2 separate regions of the Homo sapiens genome follow, and region 2 is linked to region 1. Evidence: read pairs that join two places in POLR2A ChIA-PET (ENCODE). Cell type or tissue: CD4-positive, alpha-beta T cell. All regions are shown on one strand. Each heading gives the region's core, and the rest is flanking DNA. Links, peaks and the distances in the headings are about the cores only.

What was found. ChIA-PET counts read pairs that join two places held together with the same protein. Peaks named below come from ENCODE experiments on the same cell type or tissue, not always from the same donor. Only the 100,000 strongest peaks of a DNase experiment are listed, where the experiment ranks them.
Region 2: POLR2A ChIA-PET joins it to region 1 with 5 read pairs; 2 of 35 experiments call an interaction of 5 or more read pairs at or near these places.

The regions. Positions count from the first base shown.
Region 1 is chr3:48,808,815-48,817,201 of GRCh38, reverse strand. The region is part of intron 1 of PRKAR2A (protein kinase cAMP-dependent type II regulatory subunit alpha); the gene reads left to right. Among named protein-coding and RNA genes, the nearest start is that of PRKAR2A, 35 kb to the left of the region's middle. In CD4-positive, alpha-beta T cell, for the core only: no CTCF peak of the experiment used is centred there; a DNase peak (open chromatin) is centred at 4,771; H3K27ac peaks cover 1,463 bases.
Region 2 is chr3:48,495,689-48,501,482 of GRCh38, reverse strand. SHISA5 (shisa family member 5) reads left to right here. Exons shown (of 6, transcript NM_016479.6): 2 at 190-346. Among named protein-coding and RNA genes, the nearest start is that of SHISA5, 5.6 kb to the left of the region's middle. In CD4-positive, alpha-beta T cell, for the core only: no CTCF peak of the experiment used is centred there; no DNase peak of the experiment used is centred there.

The sequences.
Region 1 (8,387 bases), core at 2,711-6,710:
GCATGTGCCACCATGCCCAACTAATTTTTGTATTTTTAGTAGAGACGGGGTTTCACCATCTTGGCCAGGATGGTCTCAATCTCTTGATCTCGTGATCCACCTGCCTCAGCCTTCCAAAGTGCTGGGATTACAGGCGTGAGCCACTGCGCCCAGCCTATTACCTTATTATTATTATTATTTTTTAAAGAGATAAGATCTTGCTATGTTGCCCAGGCTGGTCTTGAACTCCTGGGCTCAGGTGATCCTCCTGCCTCGGCCTCCTAAGGTGCTGGGGTTACAGGCATGAGCCATTGTACCCAGTCTCCTTAATTGGTTTAATGCTAAATGTTTAAGCTTATAAACTTAAGAAGGAACCTCATAATACTTTGGGTTTACAGTGGAGCTCTCCTTTTAAACTTGCATTGGGTGGGTAAACTTGCTCTGTGGTTGCCCTGGAAAAAGAGGGGCTTAGGTGAGGTGAACATTGCTTTGATTCCATACTGTACTGCTGTTGAGAGACTATCTGCAGGCTGAAGTTTGGATAGGATAATTTGTATACCCAGTTAGTAAATTTTTTCTTTTTTTTGAGATGGAGTCTCTCTCTGTCGCAAGGCTGGAGTGCAGTGGTGCGATCTCGGCTCACTGCAACCCCCACCTCCCAGGTTCAAGCAATTCTCCTGCCTCAGCCTTCTGAGTAGCTGGGACTACAGTCACGCGCCACCACACCCGGCTAATTTTTGTATTTTAGTAGAGATGGGGTTTCACCATGTTGGCCAGGATGGTCTCTATCTCTTGACCTTGTGATCCGCCTGCCTCGGCCCCAGTTAGTAAATTTTAATCCGCCATGTGCTGAGCACTGTGCTAGATGCTAGAGATTTAGAAATGAGTCTGACAAAATGCCAGTCTTCTAAGAGTTCATGGTCTATACTCTAGACAGACAATGAACCAGTTTCAATGTGCCTAGGGTGTTTTCACTTATAAATGTACAGGATTCTAGGGGAGGGATATAGGAACTGCCTGGAAGAATGAGAAGGAGGGTATCAGTGGATGTACACACACAGGCTGTGAAAATATTCCTTTTCTGGGCAGAAGGAGGGTTTTAGATGGTCAGATGGGAACAGGGGAGAGAGGTATAGGAGGCAAGGTTGGAGAAGTATTAGTAATAAAGCCAGCTTCTAGCTTCTTTTTTTTTTTTTTTTTTTTTGAGATGGAGTCTCGCACTGTCACCCAGGCTGCAGTGCAATGGTGTGATCTTGGCTCACTGCAACCACCACCTTCTGGGTTCAAGCGATTCTCCTGCCTCAGCCTCCTGAGTAGCTGGGATTACAGGCGCGTGCCACCACGCCCAGCTAATTTTTTTATTTTTAGTAGAGATGGGGTTTCACCATGTTGGTCAGGCTGGTCTCAAACTCCTGGCCTTGTGATCCGCCTGCTTTGGCCTCCCAAAGTGCTGGGATTACAGGCGTGAGCCACCACGCCTGGCCCTGTTTTCATTCTTCTTCTTTCTTCTTCTTTTTTTTTTTTTCCGCTGAGACAGAGTCTTGCTCTGTCACCCAGGCTGGAGTGCAGTGGCGCGATCTCGGCTTACTGTGACCTCCGCCTCCCAGGTTCAAGCGATTCTCCTGCGTCAGCCTCCCGAGTAGCTGGGACAGGCGCCCGCCACCACGCCTGGCTAATTTCTTGTATTTTTAGTAGAGACGGGGTTTCACCCTGTTAGCTAGGATGGTCTCAATCTCCTGACCCCGTGATCCGCCCGCCTCAGCCTCCCAAAGTGCTGGGATTACAGGTGTGAGCCACCGTGCCCGTCCAGCTTCCTTTTTAAAGCATAATAAAGCTGACTTACTTTTTGTCAGGTATGAGCTAAGTCATATATATATATAATATATAAAATATGTATGTATATCATATATTTTATATGTATGTGTATGTGTGTGTATGTATGTTTGTACATAACAAAACCATGCCAGCACTGTTTGAATATCAAGGGGCTTTAGAACTGGTAAATTGAAGGCTGGGTGCAGTGGCTAACGCGTGTAATTCCAGCACTTTGGGAGGCCGAGGCAGGCAGATCACCTGAGGTCGGGAGTTCAAGACCAACCTGGCTGACATGGCGAAACCCTGTCTCTACTGAAAATACAAAAATTAGCCAGGTGTGGTGGTGGGCGCCTGTAGTTTCCCAGCTACTTGGGAGGCTGAGGTGGGAGAATCACTTGAACCTGGGAGGTGGAGGCTGCATTGAGCCGAGATTGCACCATTGCATTCCAGCCTGGGCAACAGAGCGAGACTCTGTCTCAAAAATAAAACAAAACAAACAAAAAGAACTGGTAAATTGAAACTGCAGCCATTTTCTTTATATCCTGAAAAATCTGTTGAAATTAATAACTAAATATTTATAAAGCACAAAGCTTGAGATTAGAAAATAAAAATGATCTGCTTGTTTCCTATTAGAGCTGTGCTGTAAGTTGCTGGAGGGCTTCCCCAATTTCAAGGCTGAATAAACTCTGAACTCCTCTGATTCTATGATATGTTTTCAATTTGTAGCAATGATTTTCTACTCTGGTGCATGTCAGACTCATGGAACTTTCTGGAAATACAAATGGAACAAGGCATTACAGAATGTTTAAAATCAGCAAAATGGCCAAACTTAGATCAAGATTCAAAAAATATTTTTCTTAAAATGTTGAAAACCTGTTAACTTTCTGTGTGGATAGAAAGGATTGTTAAAGTCAGTTGAATATCCCACTCAGTGACCCTTCTCTGTTAACGTTAATAACTTTCCTCCTTGATTATTTATTTTTTGTTTTGAGATGGAGTCTCACTCTTGTTGCCCAGGCTGGAGTGCAGTGGCAAAATCTTGGCTCACTGAAACCTCCACCTCCGTGGTTCAAGCAATTCTCTTGCCTCAGCCTCCTGAGTAGGTGGGATTACATGTGCAAGCCACCACGCCAGGCTAATTTTTTTTTTTTTAATCTTTTTGAGACGGATTCTCGCTCTGTCGCCAGACTGGAGTGCAGTGGCACTATCTCAGCTCACTGCAACCTGTGCCTCCTGGGTTCAAGTGATTTTCCTGCCTCAGCCTCCTGAGTAGCTGGGACCACAGGCGCGAGACACCACGCCTAGCTAATATTTGTATTTTTAGTAGGGACAGGGTTTCACCATGTTGGCCAGTATGGTCTCCATCTCTTGACCTCGTGACCCACCCACCTCGGCCTCTTAAAGTGCTGGGATTACACTGCGCCTGGCCCTAATTTTTGTATTTTTAGTAGAGGTGGGGTTTCGCCATGTTGGCCAGGTTGGTCTTGAACTCCTGACCTCAGGTGATCCACCCGCCTTGGCCTCCTAAAGTACTGGAATTACAGGTGTGAGCCAACACATCCTGGCCCCACTTTCCTCCTTTATCTTATCTGGCTTTACTTAGGATCTTTAACATGGCTCATAGCAGCTACCTAAATTATATAAAATTTTCTGGAGACAGTAGACAGCTTTTAGCGTTTTTGTTTTGTTTTGTTTTGTTTTGTTTTGTTTTTTTGAGATGGAGTCTCGCTCTGTTGCCCAGGCTGGAGTGCAGTGGCACAATCTCGGCTCACTGCAACCTCCGCCTCCCGGGTTCAAGTGATTCTTCTGCCTCAGCATCCCAAGTAGCTAAGACTACAGGTGCGTGCCACCACGCCTGGCTAATTTTTTGTATTTTTAGTAGAGACAGGGTTTCACTGTGTTAGCCAGGATGATCTCAATCTCCTGACCTCGTGATCCGCCGCCTCGGCCTCCCAAAATGCTGGGATTACAGGCGTGAGCCACCATGTCCAGCCTTTTTTTTAAAGAGACAGGATCTTACTCTGTAGCCCAGGCTGTAATGCAGTGGCTTGATGATAGCTCACTGAAACCTCGAACTCCTGGATTCCAGCAATCCTCCTGCCTCAGCCTCCCAAATATCTAGGACTACACGTGCATACCATCCTGCCAGCTAATTTTTTTTTTTTTTTTTTTTTTGGTAGAGATAGGGTCTTGCCACCTTGCCCAGGTTGGTCTCGAACCCTTGGTCTCAGCAGTCCTCTTGCTGGGATTACAGGTGTGAGCCCCTATGCCCGGCGGACAACTTCATTATACCCAAGGAAGAATTAAGGCTCTCTTGCCCAAATTTCTATGCAAATGGACTTTTGTCTTCTGTATCCAGAAACTAGAAGAGGTACCTCCTATTCTTTTCCAGTCAGAATTATTTGCCTCTTATCTTTAGTTCTTTGTGCTTCAATATGTACGGAGCATTATGTCTAATTTGACCATGTGACTAACACAAGTTTAGAGAAGCTTTTGCTGTCTGTAGAACACAGTTGTGTTTACAAAGTTCTCAGAGTTTAAAAAATCCACGTGTATTTCAGAACTAAATTTTTTCAAGTTTAATTAGAACATAAGGTATCAAATAAAGTAGTAAAAGTTTTTTCTGGCCAGGCGCAGTGGCTCACGCCTTGTAATCCCAGCACTTTGGGAGGCCAAAGCGGGCGGATCACAAGGTCAGGAGATTGAGACCATCCTGGCTAACACGGTGAAACCCCGTCTCTACTAAAAACACAAAAAATTAGCCAGGCGTGGTGGCAGGCGCCTGTAGTCCCAGCTACTCAGGAGGCTGACGCAGGAGAATGGCGTGAACCTGGGAGGCGGAGCTTGCAGTGAGCCAAGATTGTGCCACTGCACTCCAGCCTGGGCGACAGAGTGAGAGTCTCGAAAAAAAAAAAAAAAAGCTTTTTCTGCTCAAAGTTGCCTGTAACACCAAATGAATAAAGGATGTGGTAAATTATTTTCTTCCTGTTACTACACCTCAGAACCTACTGCGTCATTGCTGCATTGTGTTATAGGATGTGCTTTTTTATTGTTAGTCACAATTAGATTATAAGTTCCATGAGGACAGATGGTTTGTTTTGCTCCCTCCCTAATCTCAATGTCTAGCATATAGTAAATATTTACTAAATGAATGAAAAATGTCCTAGTTTTTTCCTGCTTATTTCTGCATCTCTTTGTTTCTTTTCCTTCCTATTTTCGTTGTACTTAAAATTTACATGACTCATGTTGAAGGACTTTCAATAGTTTTTTTTTTCAGAGCTTTATTGAGATATAATTTATATATCATGAAATTCACCCATTTTAAGTGTACAATTTATTTTTAGTAAACTTACAGACTTGTACAGCTATCACCACACTTTGAGAACATTTTTCACCCCCAAAAGTTCCCTCTTTTGTGTCTATTTGCAGTCACTCCCCATTCCCCCTGCAGCCCCAGCCTACCGCTCATCTACTTTGTGTTTTTCTGGTTTTAACTTCTCTGGGAATTTTACATAAATGGAATCATTCAATATGTGGTCTTTTTTGAGCCTGGCTTACTTTTTACTTTGCATAATGCCTTTTTTTTTAATTGAGGTGAAATTCGGATAACATATAATTAATCTTTTAAAGTGTATAATTTTGTGGCATTTAGCGCATTCACAATGTTATGCACCCACGGCAGCTCTCTAGTTGAAGAATCTTTTCATTCCCTCAGAAGAACAACCTGTACCCAATAAATAATCACTTTTCATTCTCCCCTCCTTTCATCTCCTGGCAACCATCAGTTGGCTCTATGGGTTAACTATTCTGGATATTGCATATAAAAGAAATCATACAATATGTGATTTTTTTGTGTCTGGCTGCTTTTATTTAAATGTTTTTGGGGTTCATCCAAGTTGCATATGTCAGTAATGATTCCTTTTTATGGCTGAAGACAGGGTCTTTTGCTCTGTCACCCAGGCTAGAGTGCAGTGCCATGATTGCAGTTCACTGCAACCTTGACCTCCCAGGCTCAAGCCATCCTCCCACCTCAGCATCTGAAGTAGCTGTGACAACAGGCATTAGCCGCTGTGCCTGGCTAATTAATTTTGTTTGTTTGTTTTTGTAGAGACGAGGTCTTATTATATTGCCCAGGCTGGTGATCATTCCATCTTGGCCTCCCAAAGCACTGGGATTACAGACATGAGCCACTACACCTGCCCCATTTTTTTTAATTTTTAAAGTTAAAATTAAGAGATAGTCTCCCTCTGTTGCGCAGGCTGAAGTGCAGTGGTACAATCATGGTTCATCACAGCCTCGACCTCCTGGGCTCAATGGATCCCCTACCCCAGCCCCCTGAGTAGCTGGGACTCAAGTGCATGCCACCTCGCCTGACTAATTTTTAAATTTTTTGTAAAGACACGGGGTCTTTCTATGTTGTGCGGGCTGGTCTCAAACTCCTGAGCTCAAATGATCCTCCTGCCTTGGCCTCCCAAAATGCTGAGATTATAAGCATGAGCCACTGCACCCGGCCCCTTGTCAATTCTTATAGGACCATTGCATTCATTTAAATGGCTACATAGAGGTTTGTACTATAACTGTACCAATATTCCCTTAATTTCTTTTTCTAGGCAATTTGTTTCTCCCTTTTGAATATTATATATGATAATATAATGATTATGGCGTTTGCATATACACATGTATGTACATATGCACATATACATATATATGTATTTACTGTCAGCCCTTTGTATCCGTGGGTACCACATCTGTGGATTTTTATTTTTTTAATTTAAAAAATTAAAAAAACATTTTTTTAAGAGACAGTTTTACTCTGTCGCCCAGGCTGAAGTGCAGTGTTGCCATCATGCAAATACTTTCAGGAAAAAAATTCCACAAAGTTCCAAAAAGCAAAACTTGAATTTGCTGTGTCAAGTACTACATTAAATCCACAGGAATGAAGTAGTGTATAGGCATATTAGTAGGTATTATAAGTAATCTAGAGATGATTTAAAGTACACAGGAAGATATGCATAGGTTATATGCAGATACTGTGCTATTTTATATTTTTGAGTATCTTCAGATTTTGGTATCCATGGGGGTCTACGGAACCAATTCCCCATAGATACTGAGGGATGATTGTATACACAAATATATGTATATATTCATCTATACGTGTGTGTGTGTGTACACACACACACACATTTATTTCTCTCCACATGTGAGTTTTGTTTAGAACATATTCCTAGAACTGGAATTGTTGCTGGGTTAAAGGCAGTTTACATTTAAAATTTTGACAAAGGCTGTCAAATTATCCTTCTCAATGTTAAGATCACTCTGATAAGTGTGAAGAGAATTGATTGGCAATGGGAAAAAAGGTTTGGAGGCTACTGCAAGTCATCCAAGCAAGAAATGATGTGCCTCAGACTAGGATGATAGTGGAGATCAAGGTAGGTAGACTGATTTAAGAGATGAAGTGGGAGGGAGAACAGATGGAATTGTTAATGAAGTAGATGTGAGTAGTGAAAGGAAGGAGTCTAGAATGACTCAGGTGGATCTGTGACTTCAACTAGAGTTGCTATGTGAGATGAAGCCTACTTGTCATGGCCAGACCAGATGACTTCACAGATACTCTGTAACTCTGACATTTTATGATTTTAGAATTTATGACAGCACCCTTATTTATAGATTGAATGAGATCCATATTGAATACTGTGTCTTTTATAGCAGTAAAGATATAATTTCATTTGATTGGCATTTGTAGAGCAAGCACTGACACATTAAGTCTGTCACTAAACTATATAGTTTTTTTTTTTTTTTTTTTTTTTTTTTTGAGATGGAGTCTTGCTCTGTCACCGAGGCTGGAGTGCAGTGGCGCAATCTTGGCTCACCACAACCTCTGCCTCCCAAGTTCAAGTGATTCTCCTACCTCAGACTCCTGAATAGCTAGGATTACAGGAGTGCGCCACCACGCCCAGCTAATTTTTTTTTTGTATTTTTAGTAGAGACAGGGTTTCACCATGTTTGCCAGGCTAGTCTCGAACTTCTGACCTCAAATGATCCAGCCGCCTCGGCCTCCCAGAGTGCTGGGATTACAATAGTAAGCCACCGTACTTGGCCTAAACTGTATAGATTTTTTCTCATCTCTGGAATCTATTTGTTTTCCTTCTGTTCATAAGCCACACATCTAACCTAAGCCACTACCTTTGTCTATCAACTATAGCCAAAGTGATCTTTATACAATCTAATTTGCAATGACTCATTTTCTCCAGGTACTTTATATTGTAACAGAAGTGCTATGTCCGCTGCTGATCCACTCACAGGGAACATTTCAAAATGGTTCTGCTTGGCCAGGCGCGGTGGTTCACACCTGTAATCCCAGCACTTTGGGAGGCCAAGGTGGGTGGATCACTTGAGGTCAGGAGTTCATGACCAGTCTGGCCAATGTGGCAAAACCCTGTCTCTACTAAAAATACAAAAATTAACAGGCCAGGCACGGTGGCTCACGCCTGTAATCCCAGCACTTTGGGAGGCTGAGGCAGGCGGATCACCTGTCAGGAGTTCAAGACCAGCCTGGCCAACATGATGAAACTCCATCTCTAAAAAAATACAGG
Region 2 (5,794 bases), core at 1-4,000, 310 kb after region 1:
CCGTGGGATAGGGCAAGGCTGAGGGGGAGCAGTGGCCAGGGGTCAGAAGGTGGCCTGTGGCTAGGGTGGCTCAGAGACGGTGCAGCATGTGTGTGTGTGTGTGGTCTGGTGGCTGTGCCAGGGAGGGCGCTGTGTCTGCTGGGGCCTGGCCCGTGGGCACAGGTGAACAGATGTGTTTCTCCTCTCCAGCACGTGGTGAGGTGTGTATGGCTTCCCGTGGACTCAGCCTCTTCCCCGAGTCCTGTCCAGATTTCTGCTGTGGTACCTGTGATGACCAATACTGCTGCTCTGACGTGCTGAAGAAATTTGTGTGGAGCGAGGAAAGGTGTGCTGTGCCTGAGGCCAGGTGGGTGCACCAGTGGGTCACAGGGTGGGTGGCTTGAGCCTGTGCCCCACAGGAGAGTATGTGGAAGAGAGATAGCTCTGCCCCTCTGGCCTCTCAGCCCTCTCAAGATGGTGGCCAGAGCATTGGAGCAGAGGGTTTAGGGATCCCCTGTTCTGGGCTGGACCCCCTAGACCTGCTCAGTTAGTCCCCTGTCCATCTCCTCCCTACCCTGAGGGCTCCAGCTTGCTGAGCCTTGGGCTGAGCAGGTTTCTTAGAGGTCCTTGGCCTCAGCTGGTCCTGTGACTCACCCCGGGTGTGTACCTGTGCCAAGATGTCCTCAGGGTGGGTACTTGGGCTTGACTATACCCCACAGTATGCGCATGCCCCTGAGGGGTATCCTTTGTTCAGAACCCGCTTGTGGAGCCTGTAGGGTGCAGTGCGTAAGCATGTGCCCCAGTGTGAGCTCTATCTGTGTCCTCCCAGCGCAGCCTATGAATTTACCTGCATGTTGGGTGTAGACTGTTTCATGGCTGGGACCAAGGTTCCAGGCCCCTGTGTGTGGCTCTTTGCCGTATTCTGTATTTCCTTTGTGTTTGGCCTCGGTGTAGAGGGTTGAGATGGTCATACTCCTCTGCTCATGGCAGGTGATCATCCTGGGTCTGGGCAAGACCAACCCCCGCTATCTTACATATTTATTTTTGTGAGATGGAGTCTCACCATGTTGCCCAGGCTGGTCTCATACTCCTGGGCTCAAGCCATCCTCCTCCCTCAGCCTCCTGAGTAGCTGGAACTATAGGTGTGCACCACCATGCCTGGCCTATATATTTACTTTAATATGTCAGGACCATTTCATTCCTTTCCCACCCCACAGGCAACCGTCTGCTATGGTCTGCTATGTATAAGGTACATCCTTTTCATTATTTGAGTTCTTGCAAAGTCGGTGTAGTGTAAGACCTAGCCACATTGCTGTGGCACATCTGGCCCTTGCCCACTACTGCTGTGTCCCTCTGAATGGTGTGAATCCACAATGGTTGTCATGATAGATAGCTTCAGTGGGCATCTGGTATACCTCCTTTTATGGAGCTGTGTAAGAATTCTCTTGGAAACACATCTGGTTGTGGAGTTGCCATGTCATAGATGCACACAGTTATCCACTAAGGACTTCCAGGTGCTCTTGGGAGTGGTGCACAGGGCTGCACACCTGTCAGTCCTGCCTGAGGGTTCCTGACAGGTCTTCTTCTACCCTTTCACCCTTTCACTTCACCTTTTGGCTTTTTTTTTTTTTTTTTTTTTGAGACGGAGTCTCACTTCTGTTGCCCAGGTTGGAGTGCAATAATGTGATCTCGGCTCACCGCAACCTCCGCCTCCCGGGTTCAAGCAATTCTCCTGCCTCAGCCTCCCGAGTAGCTGGGATTATAGGCGTGCACCACCACACCTGGCTAATTTTTGTATTTTTGTATTTTTTTTTTTTTAGACAGAGTCTCGCTCTGTCACCCAGGCTGCAGGCTGGAATGTGGTGGTGCGATCTTGGCTCACTGCAAGCTCCGCCTCCCAGGTTCACGCCATTCTCCTACCTCAGCCTCCCAAGTAGCTGGAACTACAGGCGCCCGCCACCACGCCCGGCCTAATTTTTGTATTTTTACTAGAGATGGGGTTTCACCATGTTCACCAAGCTGGTCTTGAACTCCTGACCTCAGGTGATCTGCCCATCTTGGCCTGCCAAAGTGCTGGGATAACAGGCATGAGCCACCGCGCCTGATGGTATTTCTTTTTTTAAAAGCAGGAGCATTTATTCCATTTAAATTTAATGTAGAGGGCCGGGGGTTGCTGTGGCTCATGCCTGTAAGCCCAGTACTTTGGGAAGCTGAGGTAGGAGGATCACTTGAACCTAGCAGGTTGAGACTGCAGTAAGTCGTGATTGGTGCCACTGCACTCCAGCCTGGGCAACAGAGTGAGACCTCGACTCAAAAATAAATTAATTAATTAATTTAATGTAGTTATTGATATTCTGGGGTTATATTTGCATCTTTTGTGCTATTTGTCTCTCCTGCATTATCTTTTTTTTTTTTTTTTTTGAGATGGAGTTTCGTTCTTGTTGCCCAGGCTGGAGTGCAATGGTGTGTTCTTGGCTCACCACAACCTCCACCTCCTGAGTTCAAACAATTCTCCTGCCTCAGCCTCCTGAGTAGCTGGGATTACAGGCATGTGCCACCACGCCCGGCTAATTTTGTATTTTTTAGTAGAGACAGGGTTTCACCGTGTTGGCCAGGCTGGTCTTGAACTCCCGACCTCAGGTGATCCTCCTGCCTCGGCCTCCCAAAGTGCTGGGATTACAGGCGTGAGCCACCGCGCCCGTATGCATTATCCTTTTTTTACTTCCTGTATTGTTTCGATTTGTTTTTACGCCATATTTTTCTTCGACTGTTACTTCTTCTTTTCCATTCTGTCTTTTTTTTTTTTTTTTTTTTCTTTCTGGAGACAGTCTGTGTCTCCCAGGCTGGAGTGCAGTGGCGCGTGATCTCATCTCACGGCAACCTCCACCTGCCAGGTTCAAGCAATTATCCTGCCTCAGCTTCCCATGTAGCTGGGACCACAAGTGCATGCTGCCACGCCTGGCTAATTTTTTGTATTTTAGTAGAGACAGGGTTTCACTGTGTTGCCCAGGTTGGTCTCGAACTACTGAGCTCAGGCAATCTGTCTGCCTCGGACTCCCAAAGTGCTAGAATTACAGGCATGAGCCACTGCCCCCAGCCTTCTTTCCTATTCTGAATGTCTTATTTCTTTTTCTTGCCTTATTGTGTTGGCTAGGCCCTCAGTTACAATGTTGAGTAGAAGTGGAGAAAGCAGACATCTGTGTCTTGTTTCCGAGTTTAGGGGGAAGACATTCAGTTTTTCACTAGTAGGAAGGATGTCAGCTGTGGCTTTTTCATAGGTGTCCTTTATCAGGTTGAGGAAGTTCTCTGCATTTCTAGTACACCTAGAGTTTTAATTATGGATGGATGTTGAATTATGTCAAATGCTTTTTGTGCATTTGTAGAGATGACTGTATGATTTTAAAATTTTTATTCTGTTAATATGGTAAATTATATTACTCTCTAAAACACTATTTTATGTGAGTATAGAGCTTAGGTTGATGGTTATTTTTTCTTAGCATATTGAAGCTTCCATTCTACTGTCTCCCGGCTTCCATTGTTTCTGTTGAGACATCAACTCAACAGCCAGTGTCTCTCATTGAAAGAAATCTCTCTCTCTCTCTTCTTTTTTTTTTTTGAGACAGTCTCACTCTGTTGCCCAGGCTGGAGTGCAGTGGTGCAGTCACTGGCTCATGTCACTCTCAGCCTCCTGGGCTGAAGCATATCCTCCTACCTCAGCTTTCCAAGTAGCTGGGATTACAGGTGCCTGCCACCATGCCTGGCTAATTTTGTTTACTTTTTGTAGAGACAGGGTCTCCCTATGTTGCCCAGGCTTGTCTTAAACTCCTGGGCTCAAGTGATCCTCCCACCTCGACCTCCCAAAGTGCTGAGATTACAGGTGCACCTAGCTGAAATCCCTCTTTTTTTTTAACCCTCCGATTGCTTTTTAAGATTGTTTTTTTCTGGCCGGGTGCGGTGGCTCACACCTGTAATCCCAGCACTTTGGGAGGCTGAGGCGGGTGGGTCACGAGGTCAGGAGATCAAGACCTGCCTGGCCAAGATGGGGAAACCCCATCTCTACTAAAAATACAAAAATTAGCTGGGCATGGTGGTGGGTGCCTGTAATCCCAGCTACTCAGGAGCCTGAGGCAGAGAATTGCTTGAACCCAGGAGGCGGAGGTTGCAGTGAGCCAAGATCATGCCACTGCACTCCAGCCTGGGTGACAGAGCGAGACTCCGTCAAAAAAAAAAAAAAAAAAAAACTTGTTCTGGAAGCCTTAAGACCGTTAACCCCACAAGAAGTAGCAAGACAGACAGCAGACTGGAGAACAATGGCATGATCTCGGCTCACTGCAACCTCTGCCTCCTGGGTTCAAGTGATTCCCCTGCCTCAGCCTCCAGAGTAGCTGGAATTACAGGTGCCTGCCACCACACCCAGCTAAGTTTTTTGTATTTTTAATAGAGATGGGGTTTCACCAGATTACCCAGGCTGGTCTCAAACTCTTGGCCTCAGGTGATCCACCCGCCTCAGCCTCCCAAAGTGCTGGGATCACAGGTGTGAGCCACCACACCTGGCCATTTCTGTGGAATTGACATTTTACTATATTGAGTTTTCCAATGCATTAACATGGTATTTCTGCTCTTGTATTTAGTTTTCTTTCCTTCTCTCTCAATTTTCTATTATATAATATTTTTTCTATTTCAAAGTCTTATATATGTTTCATTTTTTCCTTTGTTTTTTTTTATGGTATTATAAATAGTGTAGTTTAAATTTCTTTTCTTTTTTTTTTTGAGACGAAGTCTAGCTCTTGTCCCCAGATTGGAGTGTGATGGCGTGATCACGGCTTACTGCAACCTCTGCCTCCCGGGTTCAAGCGATTCTACTGCCTCAGCCTCCCAAGTAGCTGGGATTACAGGGGCCTGCCACCTCGCCCAGCTAAATTTTTTTGTATTTTTAGTAGAGACGGGGTTTCATCATGTTGGCCAGGCTGGTCTCGAGCTCCCGACCTCAGGTGATCCATCCGCCTCAGCCTCCCATGTAGCCGGGACTACAGGCACCTGCCACCACGCCTGGCTAATTTTTTGTATTATTTTTAGTAGAGACGGGGTTTCACCATGTTAGCCAGGATGGTCTCGATCTCCTGACCTTGTGAACCACCTGCCTCGGCCTCCCAAAGTGCTGGGATTACAGGCATGAGCCACTGCACCCGGCCTAATTTTTGTATTTTTTTTTTTGACGGAGTCGCACTCTGTTGCCCAGGCTGGAGTACAGTGGCACAATCTCGGCTCACTGCAACCTCCGCTTCCCGGGTTCAAGTGATTCTCCTGCCTCAGCCTCTTGAGTAGCTGGGATTACAGGGGAACGCCTCCATGCCCAGCTAATCTTTGCATTTTTTTTTTTTAGCAGAGATGGGGTTTCACCATGTTGGCCAGGCTGGTCTCGAACGCCTGACCTTGTGATCCGCCTGCCTCGGCCTCCCAAAGTGCTGGGATTACAGGCTTGAGCCACTGCGCCCGGCCTAATTTTTGTATTTTTAGTTGAGATGGGGTTTTACCATGTTGGTTAGTCTGCTCTTGAACTCCTGACCTCAAGTGATCTGCCCTCCTTGGCCTCCCAAAGTTCTGGGATTACAGGTGTGAGCCACTGCACCCGGCCACAATTTTTATTTTCTAATTGTTTATTGATACATAAATGTGGAAAACTGTTTGGGTGTGGTGGCTCACGCCTGTAATCCCAACACTTTGGAAGGCTGAGGTGGGCAGATCACGAGGTCTGGAGTTCGAGATCAGGCTGGCCAACACAGTGAAACCCTGTCTCTACTAAAAAATACAAAAA